2 separate regions of the Mus musculus genome follow, and region 1 is linked to region 2. Evidence: chromatin loops called from intact Hi-C (ENCODE). Cell type or tissue: left cerebral cortex. All regions are shown on one strand. Links, peaks and the distances in the headings refer to the core of each region. The heading gives the core; the rest is flanking DNA.

Region 1 (8,813 bases), core at 474-8,473, 110 kb after region 2:
GAGGCAAAAGGACAGATGGAGCCCAGAGGAGCTAACTGACAGATAGACGGAGAACAGGTACAGATAGGCAAGTCAGAAGACAGGTAGAAACAATTGGAATAGGATATGTCAAAAGCAGAAACCCAGCTTGGCTGCTCCCCTGGCATAGTCAGGAGTTCCCTGCCTGTTAGTCCCTGCTGCATGCAGGTCAGGGAGTCAGATGACAGGAGATGGGGGTGGTATGTCTCCTCCTCCTTCTGAGGGAATCTATCCTCTTTCCTCATGGTGGTATGTCCCATAAGTCCTCAAGCCTGCTTTTCCTGAGATAATTTTAATACCCTATGTGCTCCTGCAGTCCCAATCCACCCTGATAAATTTATAAGGTGACCTCTTTCCTACTTTGAGAAACAATCTATTTTATCAGTCTGTGCCACGTAGGTTGTGCTGACAGATGTTGACATGTTCGCTGAGGTCCATAGTCTTCCTCCATCCTCAAAGCAGAGTCAAAAGTTGCTTGTCAAAAAGGCACAGTCTGAGCAATCACTCTTCTACACAATATGGAGTAACTTAGTTCGGGGAATGGATGGCATGATCTTAATGCCAGCCGCTGGGGAAGATGCCAAACATCTTTAATCCTCACACATGGGTATTGAACTTAAGTCCTGATTCTTCCTCCCAGCCCCACGCTCCCAGAAATAAGGATCAGTCTCAAATCTATTTACAAATACCTTGGCCATATAGCTAGGCTCTTCTCCGACTAGAATCACAACTTATTTTAACCTACATTCTGCCACGTGGCTGGTTACCTGTGCTTAGCAGGTACCATGTGTCTGTCTTGTTACATCTTCCTAGTGAATTCTCGCCTGGCTCTATCCTAGAATCCTTTCTGCCTCCCAGATGTCCCACTTCTATTCCCTGCCTAAGCCATAGGCCATAGGCTTTTTTATTGACAGATGATGCATCCATACAATACACAAGATATTCTTTCTACACTTGTGTGGCAGAGGCAGGCAGATGTCCTTGAGTTAGAGTCTGCTTTACATAGTGAGTTCCAGGCCAGCCAGAGCTACATGGTGAGATCCTGTCTCCAATAACAATAATAATAATTTTAAGGGGGAGATGACCAAATCTATTACTCAGTTTTACTATCTCCACAACAGCCATGGCTGATTTGAAAGGCTTTTTGCATTCCATGATGACTGTGAGCTCCTGCCAATTGTCCTGCCATGGCCTCCTAAGAGATGGGATTATAGGTATAAGTCATCATATATACAAGTTTTTGAGCACTTAGTATTGTTTTAGAAAGTTGGGTGCCCTACTGAAGGTGGGCCTTTGTAGAGGAAACGGGTCATGAGGGCGTAGCTTACAGGTTGAAGCATAGACTCTCAGGTTTAGACACAGGTTCCCTTTCTGCTTCCTGGTCTGCTGTTCTGACATGAGCCATCGGTACTGACAGTTCCTGCTGCCACAGCCATGAGCCACTCCTGCCATCCGCTGTGCTGTCTCCACAGTGATAGACTGTATGCCTCTCAATCACGAGTAAGCCAAAATAAAGCCTACCTCCCTTAAGTTGCTTCTTGTCAGGCACTTGATCAAAGTAACAAGAAAAGTAATCAATAAAGACTGTGGCTGTATTGATGACCACGAGTGATAAAAGTATGGTTGAGAGAATAAAAATATAGATTACATAATTAACCCTCAGGACTCACTAAGCAAGCCCAAAGGCAGAAACAATAGATAGTAGTGATTGCCAAGTGGTGGTGGCACAGGCCTTTAATCTCAGCACTTGGGAGGCAGTGGCAGGCAGGTCTCTGAGTTTGAGGCCAATCTGGTTTTCAGAGAGAATTTCAGGACAGCCAGAGCTACATAGAGAAACCCTGTCTCAAAAATATAAACAAACAAACAAATAAATAAATAGTAGCAATAGTGGACCCTGGGAAAACGGGACGTATATTTCCAGAGTTGTCATATTATTTTAGATATCCATTTTTTTTTTACAAGAAGTTACAAGACATGTAACAGGTCGAGAAAAGATACAGGCTAAGAGGTAGCTGAGAGAGACCTGAAGATAACACAGATGTTGTGTCTACTAGACAAAGATCTTAAATGGGCTGTTATAAATATGGTCAAAAAACTAACTTAAAAGCCACTTCTTTAAAACTAAGGAAAAATATAAGAAGATGCATCAAAAACAGAGTATAAAGGTGTGGGAACTGTATTTTGATGCTGCAAGTTAAAGAGATATCACTGAAATGAAAATTCAGTTCCAGAAATACAACCAGAAATAGTCAGCCAAAGAGAGACTTAGCAAACGAGAGGGTTGGCCAGTTGATAGCGCATCGTCTGAGGAAACACACAGGAAAATTCATAGAGGAAGATCAACTAGGAAGAGCTTAAAAGTTTGGTGGGACACCATTAAACACTCTAGCTGTGTACAGTGGGAGTTTCAGGAGGAGAGAGGGCAGAGGGATGGAGAAAGGGTCTTTGGAGAAATACCCACTAAAATCTTTACAAATTTGATAAGAAGATATTAACCTCCACATCCAAAAAAGGCCAATAGGTTTCTTCTAGGACGACATCAAGAAGATTTACACCTTGTCACGCGGCGTCATGAAGGAAGAGAAAGCTTTGAAAGCAGAAAGAAGCAAATTGATCACACATAAGTGGTTCTCAATACAATTGACAGCTGTCTTCTTACCAGAAGAAACATTAGAAGCAAGCAACACTGACCCAGTCAGCAGACTGTTGCTGCCATGAAAGACCATGACCAAAACCAACTTGGGGAGGAAAAGTGTGTTAGGTTTGTAATTCCACATCTTTCTCCCTTGCTTTGGGTTTGTTGTTGTTGCTGTTATTGTTGTTGTTGTTTTGTTTTGTTTTTTGAGACAGTGTTTCTCTGTATAGCCCTGGCTGTCCTGGAATGCACTCTGTAGATCAGGCTGGCCTCGAACTCACAAATCTGCCTGCTTCTGCCTCCCAAGTGCTGGGATTAAGGCGTGGGCCACCACTGCCCAGCCCTTCTTCTCCCTTGTTAAACCATTAGAATCTCTTACTTAGACATTTCCACATTCCTAAAGCCAGCCACCAAGATTTACTCCCTTATTTGGCCACTTACTTATGCCTTACTCATTCCTGAGGTCAATCCCCAAGGACCAGCCATCAAAATCCATCATGTGGCTATACGAGCTAACGTGTCCAATCGGGACTCACCGACTCATGCTATCATAGACTTCCCCTTTTCTCCTTAAAAGCCACTCCTGTAGAGTCACCTGCTGCTATCTTTGCTGGATCTAGAGGCACCCTCACCTGACTCTCCCTGTCCCTCCCAGGTAATACGTTTCCTCTAGAGTTTGGTATCTGTGTTAGTTCTGTGAAGAGTCTGAGGCCACATCACTGTTACAGTTTCATGCTGTAACTATGGACCAAGCTCAGTACTAAAGAGCTACTCCAGATATGCTCTGGAACCAGCTAGGGCAGTGTCACCAGGAATCCTGCTAGAAATGTTGAACATCAGGCCCTACCTGATTATTCTGACACACTGTCTTGCTCACATGATCCCCGGCAGAGTGCCATGCACGCTAATGTCTGAGAGACAGAAGGTGTCACATGAACGCTTCTTTACTTATTCAGTATAAATTTTATTTCCTTTTCTATCCACTCTGTTTTGCTTTGCTTTCAAAGGGTGTGTCCTAATTCATTCTCTTCTAAAGTAAAACAGAACCTCTGGTCTGAAACAGGAGGCTAGGTAGGGGTGGAATGAGTTGGTAGGGAGAGGATCCTCCCTGAGTGTGGAGGAAACTGGCAAGTTGGGGGTGGCAGGACACTTCATCTCTGTGACTCAGCACCTGGCAGTCCTTTGACAGGTTACTTAGAAAGGATGCTGTCTGTTCCTGATATCCTCAGTTGCTTTGCAATGATCCAGGTGTGCTGGAGAGACGCCATGGCCTCAGGAACCAGAACGGAAGCAGATCCCGTTGCCATGGGAACACGGCAGCCGATCCTGTTGCCAGGGAGCATGCTAACACACCGTTGCTTTTAAAAATAAAGCAGTTTCGTTCAACTCATGCATCAAAATCAAAGAACAGGGTTGGGGCGGGGGGGGGGGGGCGAGGGGCGAGGGGCGAGGGGGACGAGTTCTGAAGTTCCTACAAATGTCAGGGTTTTGGGTTTTTTTGTTTGTTTGTTTTTTGTTTTGGTAAAGTCTCATATCAAGTCTTATAAGCTTAAACTTGCTTTGTAGTTAGGATGACCTTGAACTCCTCATCTTCTGATGCCTCTGACTTCTGAGAGTTGGGGTTGCATGAGTGATTTATGGGTGCTGGGAATTGTGCCCAGGGTTTTGTGCATGCCAAGAGAGCACTCTACCAACTGAGTCACGACCCCAGCCCTGATCACATTTTTCATTCTTGCTAACTGCACAAAAGTTTAAAGTGTAATGCTTCTTGAGGTATTTTTAGATTCTATTGGCTATAATATGGAGCAGGGGTTGCAGTTGATGCCTTATTTATTCATTTTTTTAATGTATGAGTGTTTACCTGCATATATGTCCATGTCCCGTGGGTGTGCCTGGTACTCTCTGAGGTGAGGACATAGGACCCTCTGGAACTGGAGTTACAGATACTTTGATGTGGGTATAGGGAACAGAAGTGTGGTCCTTTGCAAAAGCAGCAAGTGCTCTTAACCACGGAACCACTTCTCCGGCCACAGGGCGGTGCATCTATTAACCAAACATATATGGGTATGTGTATATAACAAACAAAGTCACTATCAGGCCTCTAGAATAGTGTCAACACAGCCTGTTATTTTCTATTGTATTCCCTTCGAGCTTGTAATTTGATTGATTCCATGACACAAGAATGAATGGCAACCCACAAATTTTTTTCCCAAGTCTTCAGTAGACTTGTAGTAAACTTGAAAGGAGAGCATTTGGATGTATTCTGCTTATATTTATGAAGCGGATCCAACTCCGTCTAGCACAATTTAGCAGAGAGCTGACAGACGTGAGTGCCAAAGCCCTTGTTGGACCTTGAAGGTGTGTGTAGGCTAGCCACAGATGTGAACTCCAGAGCCCTCATGTGATACTGAAGGCGTATCCTAGTGACAAGATGAGTCATTTTGTTAAACGTCAGTTCTCTACCTGAAAATGATCACTCTCAAAGCTCCCTTCTCCTCATCCCACATCTCTCTCCCCACTTCAGCTCACCCTTGGCTGTGCCATAAATTACGAGATCCCTGAACTCAGGTGTCACGGAATGGGCAGAGTGCACCATGGGAGCCTGGATGAACAAGGGCAGGGTCTGCCAGAGCAGTCGGATTCAGGAGGCAAGTTTGGTTTTTGTTTTCTTTATGAGAAAGAATCTCATGTAGCCCAGGTTGGCTGCAAGTTTTCTATGTAGCCAAGGATGGCCTTGAACTGATGCTCCTGCCTTAGCCTCCCAAGTGCTGAGGTCACAGGAAGGAGCCACCACACCCAACTATGAAAATGACACTGTTCCACTATAAATAGATCCTTCCCGGTTGCCACAGGATGTGCTTTCCTTCACGTGAAAAGGCAGACTTCAAAACAGCCTGTTAGGGGTAAAACCGACCGTCAAAAAGAGTGCGCGTGCTTAATGGATGCAACTTGATGTATTTGCATATATGCACGTGCCTGTAAGGCCAGTACCACAATCAAAACAATAAGCAGGCCTATCTCCTGCTATGACTCTTACCATTTTTAAAATGACCACCTAAAAGAGATCAAAGGCAGATATTATAAAAATAGTTTCTAACAGCAAATACAACTGACTTCCTAGCATGAAGGTTTATTCTCTATCCCAGGTGCATGCTCTTTCTTATTTTGTTCATTTATTTACTTATTCATTTGTTGTCTTCGTTTGTGTGTGTGTGTGTGAGTGTGTATGTGTGTATGAGTGTGTGTGAGTGTGTGTGTGTGAGAGAGAGAGAGTGTGTGTGAGTGAGGGTGTGTGTCTTTGGGGGCTTGGTTCTCTCCTCGAATAATGTGGGTCTCAAGTACTGACCTTGGGTTATCAGGCTTGGCATCAAGAGCCTTTACCTGTGAAACCATTGTCCTGGCCCCTCATCATACACATCTCTGAGGACTACAGCAAGGGCTCAGAGATTCCAGCTCTTCAGTATCAGGACCTCAAAATCAGCCACCAAAAGAGAATAACATACATCCACCGACAGAGAAACCTGCGCTACATCCACTCATATTCACCTGGCCAGGGATGGTGATTCAAGGTGCCTAGCTGCATGGGTGGCTGAAGGGTAAAGAGGGACAGCCTCACATATGTAGGAGGGAGGAGAAAAGCAGATGTGACCATTAGTGCTGTTATCAAAACCACCTGATCCATTGAGAGAGACACATACTTAATGGCTATTCCTGGTTGTCAACTTGACTATATCTGGAATGAACTACAATCCAGAATTGAAGGGCTCACCTGTGATCCAGATCTTGAGGCATAGTGGCCATGAAAAGCTTAGGCCCAGGCAAGGTAGTACAGGTCTTTAATCCCAGGAAACTGAAACAAGGAGAGTTCTGAGCTCAAGGTCAGCCTGGGACAAAGTAAATCCCAGATCCACACCTTTAAATCTGGACCACACCTTCTGTTGGAGGCCTACATAAGGACTTTAGAAGAAGGAAGATTCACTCTTCTTTGCCTGCTTGCATTTACTTGCCAGCACATCTGTTGGAGTCTACTTCTACAGAAGACCAGCTGAAACAACTAGCCTCTTGGGACTGAACAACTAGGTTCTTGGACTTCCCATCCACAGCTGACCATTGTTGGGTTAGTTGGACTGCAGCCTGTAAGTCATCACAATAAATTCCCTCCAATAGAGAGAGACATTCCATTCGTTCTGTGACTCTAGATGCTAACCCTAAGATGCTTAGGAATTTACTTCGTATCAGTCATTGCATCTTCAATTCTATAAATAACATCACCGTAATGGTTACTTTGCAACCCTGACTTAATTACTAAAAAGAAGCAACCACGCCTTGCTCCCAGCCCCCAACCCTAAGACTTGTATGGAAAGCAGCTCTCCCACTCCGCTTCCTCCACCCTGGCTTTCAATCATGTCCCCCACACAGAGGAAGGCTTCAGGTAAGAACACATGTGTGGCTCAGCCAGACCCCTTGCTGGCATCCTAAAGCACTGGCAGACATTCTCTACAAATCTCTTTTCCTATCAGTCTTTTTTATACTATAATCACAGGTAATACACACTCACGTGTATACACATACACACACACACACACACACACACACACACACACACACACGTTTCTCTTCTCTGACAAGTGTAGGGACTGTGTGGCTGCGCTTCAACCATCAGACAGCGCAGCATTGCCACCAAACCTGAATGCTGAGTTGAGTGACCAGTGTGGAGTGTGCATAATCGTAAGCAGCAGCTGGAAGAATCAAATCACATTGTCAGGGCTGACACTGGCCGGCAGTCACCTGGGTCTGGGGTTCACCACTGCCAGCTTCATCCAGGAACACCTGATACACAGGATCTCCGTGCTGCAATGACCGTACCAGAAGTCCTGGGAAAATGTCACAGGTGACTTCCAACGTATCATTCATCACTGTCCGAGAAAATTTCCCTGGGAATGTAAGAGTTCTCTTAACAAAGCAAGTAATCAGGTAATGCTTTTAATATTTCATACTTGAAGGCGTAGACGGGGGTGAGAATATTTTCCTAAAATTATTTACATCTATCCATCTCTGCCTTATTGAAAGATTTAAGATTATTTCACAGGAGTTTCAAAGGAGCTGTGAAGTTTTCATACTCTACTCTGTCACCACAGATGCCTCATTAAAAAAAAAAAAGAAGAAGAAGAAGAGACACCCTCAACACCTAACATGGATGGATAGTCAGGGGTGAGGAGCCAGTATGCTTCATGGTTGTCATGTGTATGGGTACAGTGAGCCAGGAGGTAGGCTTACCAGAGTCTGCTGGTGGCTCTCACTTGGTCCAGACACATGAGCACAATTGTAGTTAATCTTGATCGTTAACTTCTTCGGAATGTAGAATTACCATGAAAACAACCTTCAGGGCTTGGCTGTCAGGGTTACCTTGGGTGACTAGGGTGGGAATGTTCCACCTCAGATGGGGTGACGCTGGGTCCACCATGGCTGCATAAGGACAGGTGTGACACAGTGACACACCTCCTGCCCCTGGAGCATCGCCAAGTCATTGATCCCCACGTGTGCTGCTGACTGCTGTTGCCCTGACACTGATCTGTTGTCTCTTCTATTTTACTTTCAGTCTCTCTTTCTGGGGAATACACTTCCCCCATTACACAGAGATAATCATGTCATAATAAATGAAACAGATGCAGTTCCCAGGGATCAGGAATGGAAGTGACCATGAGGCCGTGGAGGGCAAGGATCAGGCTTTCCACTTGGCCTTTAGGGCCATGGGAAAGGATTTGGACAACGTAACTGTAGAGGCCATAAAAGCCTACATGGTCCTTTGTAGAAATTGCTTACTACAGGATTGGGCCTTGAATTTGGTGTTACGAGGAGATGCATGTGCCCTCCTGTCCAGTGCGTGCTGCATTAATTAGCCAGGGTGAATTTGAAGATATCAAGGATAGAGAGTTAAAGTTGTTTCAAGAAGGAAAGGCAAGAGACTGAGAAGGTGTTGGGAGCCGCCCCCACATTCGCTGTCACAAGATGGTGCTGACATCCTGTGTTCTAAGTGGTAAACAAATAATCTGCGCATGTGCCAAGGGTATTTTACCACTACTTGTACTCTGCCTTTCCCGTGACGTCAGCTCGGCCATGGGCTGCAGCCAATCAGGGAGTGATGCGTCCTAAGCGAAGG
Region 2 (8,000 bases), core at 1-8,000:
ATGTGGAGACACAGAGGTGAGACCTGCCCTGGGATCCTGCAGTGCTCGGATCTGCAAAGGACAGGCTTACCCAGCCCAATTTATAGGTTCAGTCTGGCATCTGGTTTTCACTACTAACTGCTTCTGCGGCTCTTAGACTTTACTTACTCTTTTAGAGGAATCCAGCCCAGGGGAAATCCTCCAAGTATGATCAGGGGATCTTGGGGAGAGAATGCAAGGGCTAGATTTATGGTGGGTGGGTTTGGGAACATGAGAATATCAAGTACTAGAAACTCTGGCTTCTCTAAGGCACTCCAGGTTTTTCACAAGACTCAAGAAAAGAAACTCCCTTCATCCAACTGGAGGTCAAAATCGGAAACATGGCCTAATATGAACTAGACAAAGGAGAAGCCATTCACTGTCTCACACAAGGCTAGTGGGCTACTTTTATAGAGAACAAGTCCTCTCTGACACACATAAATGTCAGGGTTACTAGTCACCCTGTTTTAGGAGCAGTACCATGTTCAAAAGAAGGGCAGCAGCGGCAAAACCAGAGTGACTCCTCTTCCTCACAGCCCCAAGTCTCCCAACTGCCAACACTTAACCCACAGTGTTGTTTTAGGACATTTTTATTTTTGTTCACTATTAACCTTACTTAATAGTAAAAGAAAAAAAAGATATCTAGACTTTATCTGGAATTAAACATACAGTTTTTAAATTAAAAAATGTTATTTCAAGAAAAAGTTTATACCCCTCACTAGTGCTTGGATTAGGAACAACCCTGAAGTCACATGCAACAGGTAATGTGTTGGACTCGGTGGCATGTATGCCTGCATCCACAGCTGCATCGTCACCCAGGGGAAAGAAATGAAGGTGAACAAGTGTTACTCTGCAGACTGTTTGCTATTGCACTCCCAGGACTACGCTGTGAAAGGTAAGTAGGAAGTACAGTCCTATTACATGGGGGCATCTAGATCAACTGGTTGATAAGCATCTCTTTTTCGTTAAAAGGCAAGGAAGGTTATCGATACACTTAAGGAATAGTATCAAATATACAAATTCTTTTCAGACAGCATCCCTTTCTCTTGAAACAGGGCACACAAGATGTACAGGTAATAAATAGTTATACATCAGAAGATATTTGGTACAAGGAATCCCAGGCCAGCTAAATATTGCAGTCACAGGCACCAGAAGAACATGTTACAAGCACTGAAGACGCTACACAATTGAAATGAACGAGTCCTCTTGATGGAAGAATTTGGCAGGTATATACAATTCAGAAGAACAGAACATCAAACTGTAAGGCATGAGATATTTCTCGGCAGACCTTGCTTTGACACCTTCCTTCTGTCCAGTTTGGTACACGGTGGCTGGATATATTCGGGCACTTTTGTCTGCCTCATGACTAATTTTTCATAATGATATCTATTTGCAACGCAATTTGGTCACCAGGTACGCTATGCTCAGAAAGAGCCACACAATCAGTAGATTGGGGCTTAGAGCTAATAAAGGAATGGAACAGAGAAGGCTGGGGTCTAGCCTTAAGTCTCGGATGGGCACCAGGCCGCTCAAGTTCTTCTGGGTGACTACCTCCCGTGTTCCAATGCTGTGAAAAGGAAAAAGTTGGGAGAAAGGAAAAGAAAAGGGGAAAAGGAAAGAAAGAACAAGAAAGAAAGAAAAAGACACATGCGATGGGGTTTACCCCAAAAGTATGGGGAGAAAGGAGAACCAAAAGATAAGATTAAAAAAAAAAAATGGAATGAGCCACAACAGAAAGAAAAAGGAGATGCAGAGAAGTGTGGACAGAAGACCAAACAGAACCAGCACAGTCACAGGAAGAGAAGGGGAGAAGAGAAGTGAAGATAAGAAAAGAATCCTGCATCCACCAAAGTAAACACACGCAGGCTGAAGGATGGTTGTCCATGTTCACCCTCTCTCAGCTGGCCAAGCGCAGCTCCATGCCGCCCGCCTGCTGCCCACCCGCCATGCCCCACATGCTGCAGATGAGCATTTCTGAGTAGCAAGCTGAACATGAAGAACCATGGGGTTTGACCTTCTCACAGACGCCTGGGTGGCGTGGGGACAAAGCTGCCTTTTGAGCCACACAAAGAAAAGTAATTTACCTGGGTGTGAATCCAGGGCCAGGTCCTCCCACACCTGCCTCAATTCTCAGAGTGTCAGAGGGGTGACACAACCCTGTCCCCCACTTTGAAATGGACTGTTCTAGAAGATGATCCTTCAAATGGAGTTGACCAGATTTACAGTGGAAATTTGCAATCTTTCCTTCTTTTAGTGCTAAAGAAACAATGTCCTGGGGGCTGACTGTAGCTCAATGGTGAACTATGCTAAGTGGCACTAGGTCTTGGGCTCAAGTCCCAGTACCAAAAAAGGGAAAGCGGTTTTGAGGTTGGATGGTATCTGGAACCACATGACTGAGGAGCAACATCCCTCCCGCACAAACATCCACACTGACTCAGACCCCAGGGCATGGCCGACACGCTGAGAGAACAGTGTGCACACGAGTAGGCAGGGGCTCAAGACACCTTCTGCAGCTATGACAGCTAGGGAACACTGCAAGCCGCAAGCACTTACTGATGATCACGGTGTCTGCCGGGGCTGCTTGCCAGGCCACTGCGGCTGCCCAGGAGGGCCTACTGTTTGTGAATTTCAGTTCCTCACATGGGACAGAGGGCCACGTCTGTCTGTGCCATTATCCTCGGACTCAGCCAGGTGGGTGCTGGGCTTAGCCCACATGACTTACAGGAACTAAGTAGCTGAAGTTAGACCCAACGTCACGTTCCTATTCACTGGGGGCTTGAAATGGGCCCTGGTACAGAATTCTTGTTGCACATGTGGCAGCCACTACAGATCAATTATTACTGTTACTACTACTATGCTGTGGGGCGTGCGTGCGTGCGTGCGTGCGTGCGTGCTGGAGCATGAGTTTCTGCAGTGTCAGCTATGCTCCTGCCTCACGTTTACTACCGTATCTGATAAGGCACAAGTGAGACAGCAAGAGAAGCAAAATTTCCCCTCTACTCAGGCCACTGCAGGGATGCACTGCTATCTTTAGGGCTCTATGTGCTGCAGGGCCGGTCACCACTGTGGCCACAGTGCTTGCAGGTGACTAACAGACCTCCTCTCACCATGTGGGTAATCCAAAACAAAGGCACGTCTTGGTCAGCAGGGGGCAGTGTCAAGCACTGTTCCTGTGCTGAGATCAGCAGGACAGGCAGAGGCTTTGCCTTGTAGCTGCTGAAAATAAGCATTAAACTTAAGTGTGCCCACTGTAGAGATTTTAGATTCCAGAAAATTCTGTGGTTATAGACAAGGAGTGGGTTGAATAAGGAAAGAAGAGAGAGCATGAAATATGTTGATTTCCTAGGACGGTCATTCCTTCCTCACAACCTTGGGGTCCTTATTTTATAAATAGTAGAGCAAAACAGCCCTAACCTACCAGCCTTTGAGCAACAGTGACGACAAGCATGATGTTCCAGGACACTGAGCAGGTGCAGCTCACTAGCCTGGGTTCAAATCCCTAGAGATCTACAAAGACGTAACTAAAGACCACTGTGCCCGATGTGATGTCCCAGTCTAGCTCTGAAGGTCTCCTCTACCAAAGGGTCATGTCTTGAAGGCTTGGGCCCCAATGCAAGCAGTGCTCAAAGTGATCAAAGATGCTCACTTCTGAGAAGTGGCTGGCAAGGGCTCTGCCTTCATCAGGAAACTAACAGACTGCGAGATGGTAACCGTGGAAGACAGGACTGGGTAGAGGATGCAGGTCAGGAGAATATGTGTCTTTAAACGCTTTTAAATTGCATTTATATGCATGTGCCACGGGGGTGGGAGGGGCTGTGTGACTTGGAAGAGTTGGTTCTGTCTCTCCACCACATGGGGCCCAGTGGTCAAGCCTAGGTCCCCATCATGCTTGGTGACAAGCCCCTTTATCTACTGAGTCATCTCAACAGCCCTTAGATTTGTTTTGACAGGTTCATACATTTATATCATGAATTTTAGTCATTCTCACCCCAAGCCCCTCCCTCTTCATATAGGAACCCTTCTCCTCAAGGGTCCCTTCCTAAATATGTGGCCCACTGGGTTTAGTTAAGAGTTTCTTGCCAGAGTGTGGATGGAAGGTTATTTACTCGAGCGAGGGCAAAGTCGTGCTATTAAAAGGTGGGTCTAGCCCCAGGCCTGCATCGCTCCCTGGGTCCTGGTCTGTGTGAGCATCTGTTCTCGGCCATGCCCTTCTGCTGGGAATCTGCCTCACCACAGACAAGAAACAAACCAGCCAAACCTCGCAGACTGCGAGCGGAACCCTCTTCTCTTCTACTCCATTCTCAGGTATTCTGTCATCGCAGTAGAAAACTGAGCCACACACAAATATGCACTGAAGTGTGGTATTGTGAGTCTTGGATCATCAGACTCAGGAGGGATTTGGAAAAGTCTGGGGAAGCGACCTAAACGAGCCTTCGAACACCGTAAGTAGAGTCTAAAGGGCAATGAGAGCAGGCCAGAGGCCATCCATGTTATAATCTAACAAAGAGCTTCCCTATATTTTATCTATATTTTGTCCTTGCCCTGTGGACAGCTGTCATAGCAATTCCTTTTCCTTTTTAAGTTGTGGCAAGGGTGTTACTGGCTTCTTTTAGCCAATTAATGGTAAGAACTGGGAACAAAAAGCAGAAAAAAAAAAAAAAAAAAAAAAGGTCTCAAAACTTTCAAACATGCCCAGAATGAGGCACAGGTAAATCTGGGACAGGATGCTGTAGCCTCTAAAGAGACTAGAGCTCACTCCTGTGTGGATGTTGTGGGCCCCAGCTAGTGCACCCCACCGAGAGGAGACAGGAGCATGATGCCTTTGCTTTTATCAATAGATTAGCCCTATGACTGGGCTGTAAGTTATTGCATTACTACTGGGATACAGTTGGAGGTACCATTGAGATAGTGGCTCCTAGGGGTATGCGTTTGAAGGACACTGGTCCTGGCCTTTGCTGTATCACCTCAGGGCCCCCTGTCTGTTGGCCTCAGTAGCCGACATCTGTGGCTCACTAGAGCAGGTTTTCTCCACACTGCACAATTAATGGGGCACAGAGCAGCTGCCACCCTCAGAACCGGGATCACATTGGGCGCTGAGGCTAAAGGTTATGGATAGTCTGGACACAGACTGTTGCTCTTCCATCACCAGGCACAGAGGCATGGAGCGAGCAGCTTTAACAGGGAGGTTTAAATGAACTTGGAGACAGACAGGAATGGAATGTCGCCACTTTTGCTCCTATCAAGAGCCATGAGCTCAGGCGTCCCTTTGTGCGTTGTGAGAAGGTCAAATGCAGAAACATACAGAAAGGATAAGAGGATTGAGCACATCGAGGACTCGGTGAGAGGACAGATGGTGCAGAACGCTCAGGAGAGTGACTGTTGGAAACAGACTGTAACAGCATTGGTGGCTACATCAAAGGAGACGGGAGGACCGGACCGGTTTCTTATCCTTTCTTTTGGTATGCAGGGCAGGGAGCTCCCAGCAGTGCTTGAAACAAGGCATCCATCAACAGAGGACAATTTGAATTCTGGGTTTCATTCTGCAAACACATCTGCTGCCTCAGAATCAGGACATTATTAGGGGGAGGTGGCCAGGGCACACAGACAGCTATCACCATAAAACACTCACTGGACATTTTGCTCATGAGAGCAGTCTCTGTCCACTACTAGAGAGGCAGCAGAGCAAACCAGTGCAACCTGCAGACACAGTTCCTTCCCTGGAGTTTGGAAGTATACAGTGCATACAAACATACGATGTAAAAGCAGCTGCCTGCTGAGAAAGCGTGGGCTCTAAACCCCACCCACAGCCAGGTGGCTCCCATCACTGTTGAACGGTCTGACCCAAGCCAGCCCATCACTCTACTGGGCCAATTCAGTTCTGTTCAGAGTGCTGGCTTGCCCCCCCCCCACCCCCCAGCCTTCTAAGAGAATACTGCCTGAGTTTAACAAGACCATTAGTGTGAGTAATGGTCAAACTCAAGTGTGCTGGAAGTCTGGGCCCCATGTGGAGCAGAGGCATGGGCTCATCTGCAGTTTACACAGCAAAGGGAGAGCAAGTGGCTGGGCAGATGCAGCCTGGCAGCAGCCTCACTCACCTGCGCATGCACTCCAGGGCTTGTGTGAAGACCTGCGGGGCCATGCCGTGCTCGTGCTGCAGGATCAGACACTGCTCCAGGGTCACCGACATGGCTGTGCGGTCCTTGGCACTCTTGCAGCTGGTGAATCGGACCCCGTTAAGGCGGCGACAGACCTGCAGCAGGAAAAAGGCTCTTAGGAGAGGGAAAACCAGCAGAAAGACAGCACCTTCAAAGGGACAGAGCTCACCACAGGTCTGGCAGGAACACCAACAATAAAATAATTCCAAGCCTATTCCTAGCCTGACTGCCTGGCTCTCCAGCTTTGTGTCCTGCTGAGATGGTATCAGAACCTAAGTTAACTCCACCTGAGCTTCATCTGCCCTCCCCCCACCCCACCCCACCGCCGTCCCTTAGAACCTGGCCCTTGTGTGTTTTCCCAAGAGAAGTTCCTTCTAGAGACCTTTGGGCATCACTGCTTCACACTGACCCTGACCAGCTATCCCTTCTAAGCCATGCTAGACCTTCTCGGCACAAGGACAGCATAATCCAGCCAGGGAAAGCTACTGCCACCCAGAGTCCCCTTGTCCCTGGACACAATAGTATAACTCCTCTCCCACCACAAGAACACTGGGGCATGTCTTTTCATTTCTAGATACACTCCTAGATTCCTGTCTCTTAGACACAGCAGTCCCTGCCACAAGAAGGGATCTGCAGAGCCAGGTTCCCAGCCCAGGTCTACAGCTGGGTGTGAAGCTCTGGCTAGGTCTCCCCACCTATGAAATGATAAGCTGACCTGACAGGGTTTTTCAGCTGACTAGCAGGGACTGTTCATATACAAAAAGGAAAAGAAGACTCAGAAGAGAACAGCTTCGAGGGACAGCATCTAAGTGGCATGGCTTTGCTGCCCCATACCCATTGTCACCCACAGGTGATCATATGGGATGGGATATGAATTGGAATATACAAAGGCTCCTGGGAACTCTGCACCCCTGAATCTATGCTTCTATAACTGGAGCTCTACTAAAAACAGAAACGACAGGACTGGAAGGCCTGCTTTCTGACTTGACAGGAAAGGTCAGCTGCCCCCACATCTAACTGGCGACTGTCTGTGACCAGTCTCTAAACAGTGGCACGAATGGGTGTGTGCATCTGCAGAGCCATCAGTCACTATGCTATTCTAAGAATGGATCAGCGAGGGAAGGCACTAGTCCATTGCTCAGCATGTCTGTCACCCTTTAGACTGTGCTGAATAGAAAGGCTGGCTCTCAGAAGCACACGAGGGCACCTACGAAAGGGGCTACCACTTCATAGCAGTTCCCTCAGACTAACATTGAGGGGCACGCCCTGCTCTGCTGCAAGATCCAAGAGAAGGCAGGTTCTCCTTCTGTGTTTCCATCCCATTTGATAGGCCCAGCCTGACAATGCCAAACCAGACCCCAAACTAAGTGAAACAGGGAAATGCAGTCTGTGGATCTTGCTAAGACTTTTGCCACTCAGTGTTTCAAAGCAAGCTCCAATCTAATACAAGCTCAAAGAGCGGCTAGCCAGACAAACAAGATCCACAGCAGACCTACCCTACATCTCCCACGGGATAAGGTCTTGCAGCTGGCCTGTTGTAGAAGATGAAGAGACAATAGGCAGAGGAGAAGGTCTGCTCTCTAAAGCTTCATCCCACAAGCAGCTCAGCAGCTACAGCCATTAGCAACTCAAACGTAAAACTCATCAAAGAGAAAGCCCACCACAAAGACACAAAGACACCTAAAACAGGGTGTGACAGCACCACAGTGACCCTAGCTCAGGGCCTGACAGCAGCTGGGACTGCTCTAATGAGTACCAGGCCAGGCAGGGAAGTCAGACAGTGGCGTCTCCCTCCAGTGTGAGTGCGGAGAGTCAAACCAGCATCTG

Evidence for each region. Peaks named below come from ENCODE experiments on the same cell type or tissue, not always from the same donor. Only the 100,000 strongest peaks of a DNase experiment are listed, where the experiment ranks them.
Region 1: it touches region 2 in a loop (2.5-fold over the local background); 36 of 42 quality-filtered maps call a loop at or near these places.

Annotation. Positions count from the first base shown.
Region 1 is chr1:37,283,445-37,292,257 of GRCm38, reverse strand. No RefSeq gene overlaps it. Among named protein-coding and RNA genes, the nearest start is that of Inpp4a, 12 kb to the left of the region's middle. In left cerebral cortex, for the core only: no CTCF peak of the experiment used is centred there; DNase peaks (open chromatin) are centred at 3,576 and 3,882; H3K27ac peaks cover 628 bases.
Region 2 is chr1:37,397,034-37,405,033 of GRCm38, reverse strand. Inpp4a (inositol polyphosphate-4-phosphatase, type I) reads right to left here. Exons shown (of 26, transcript NM_030266.4): 25 at 6,114-6,268. Among named protein-coding and RNA genes, the nearest start is that of Coa5, 29 kb to the left of the region's middle. In left cerebral cortex, for the core only: a CTCF peak has its summit at 3,161 (motif pointing right); a DNase peak (open chromatin) is centred at 3,163.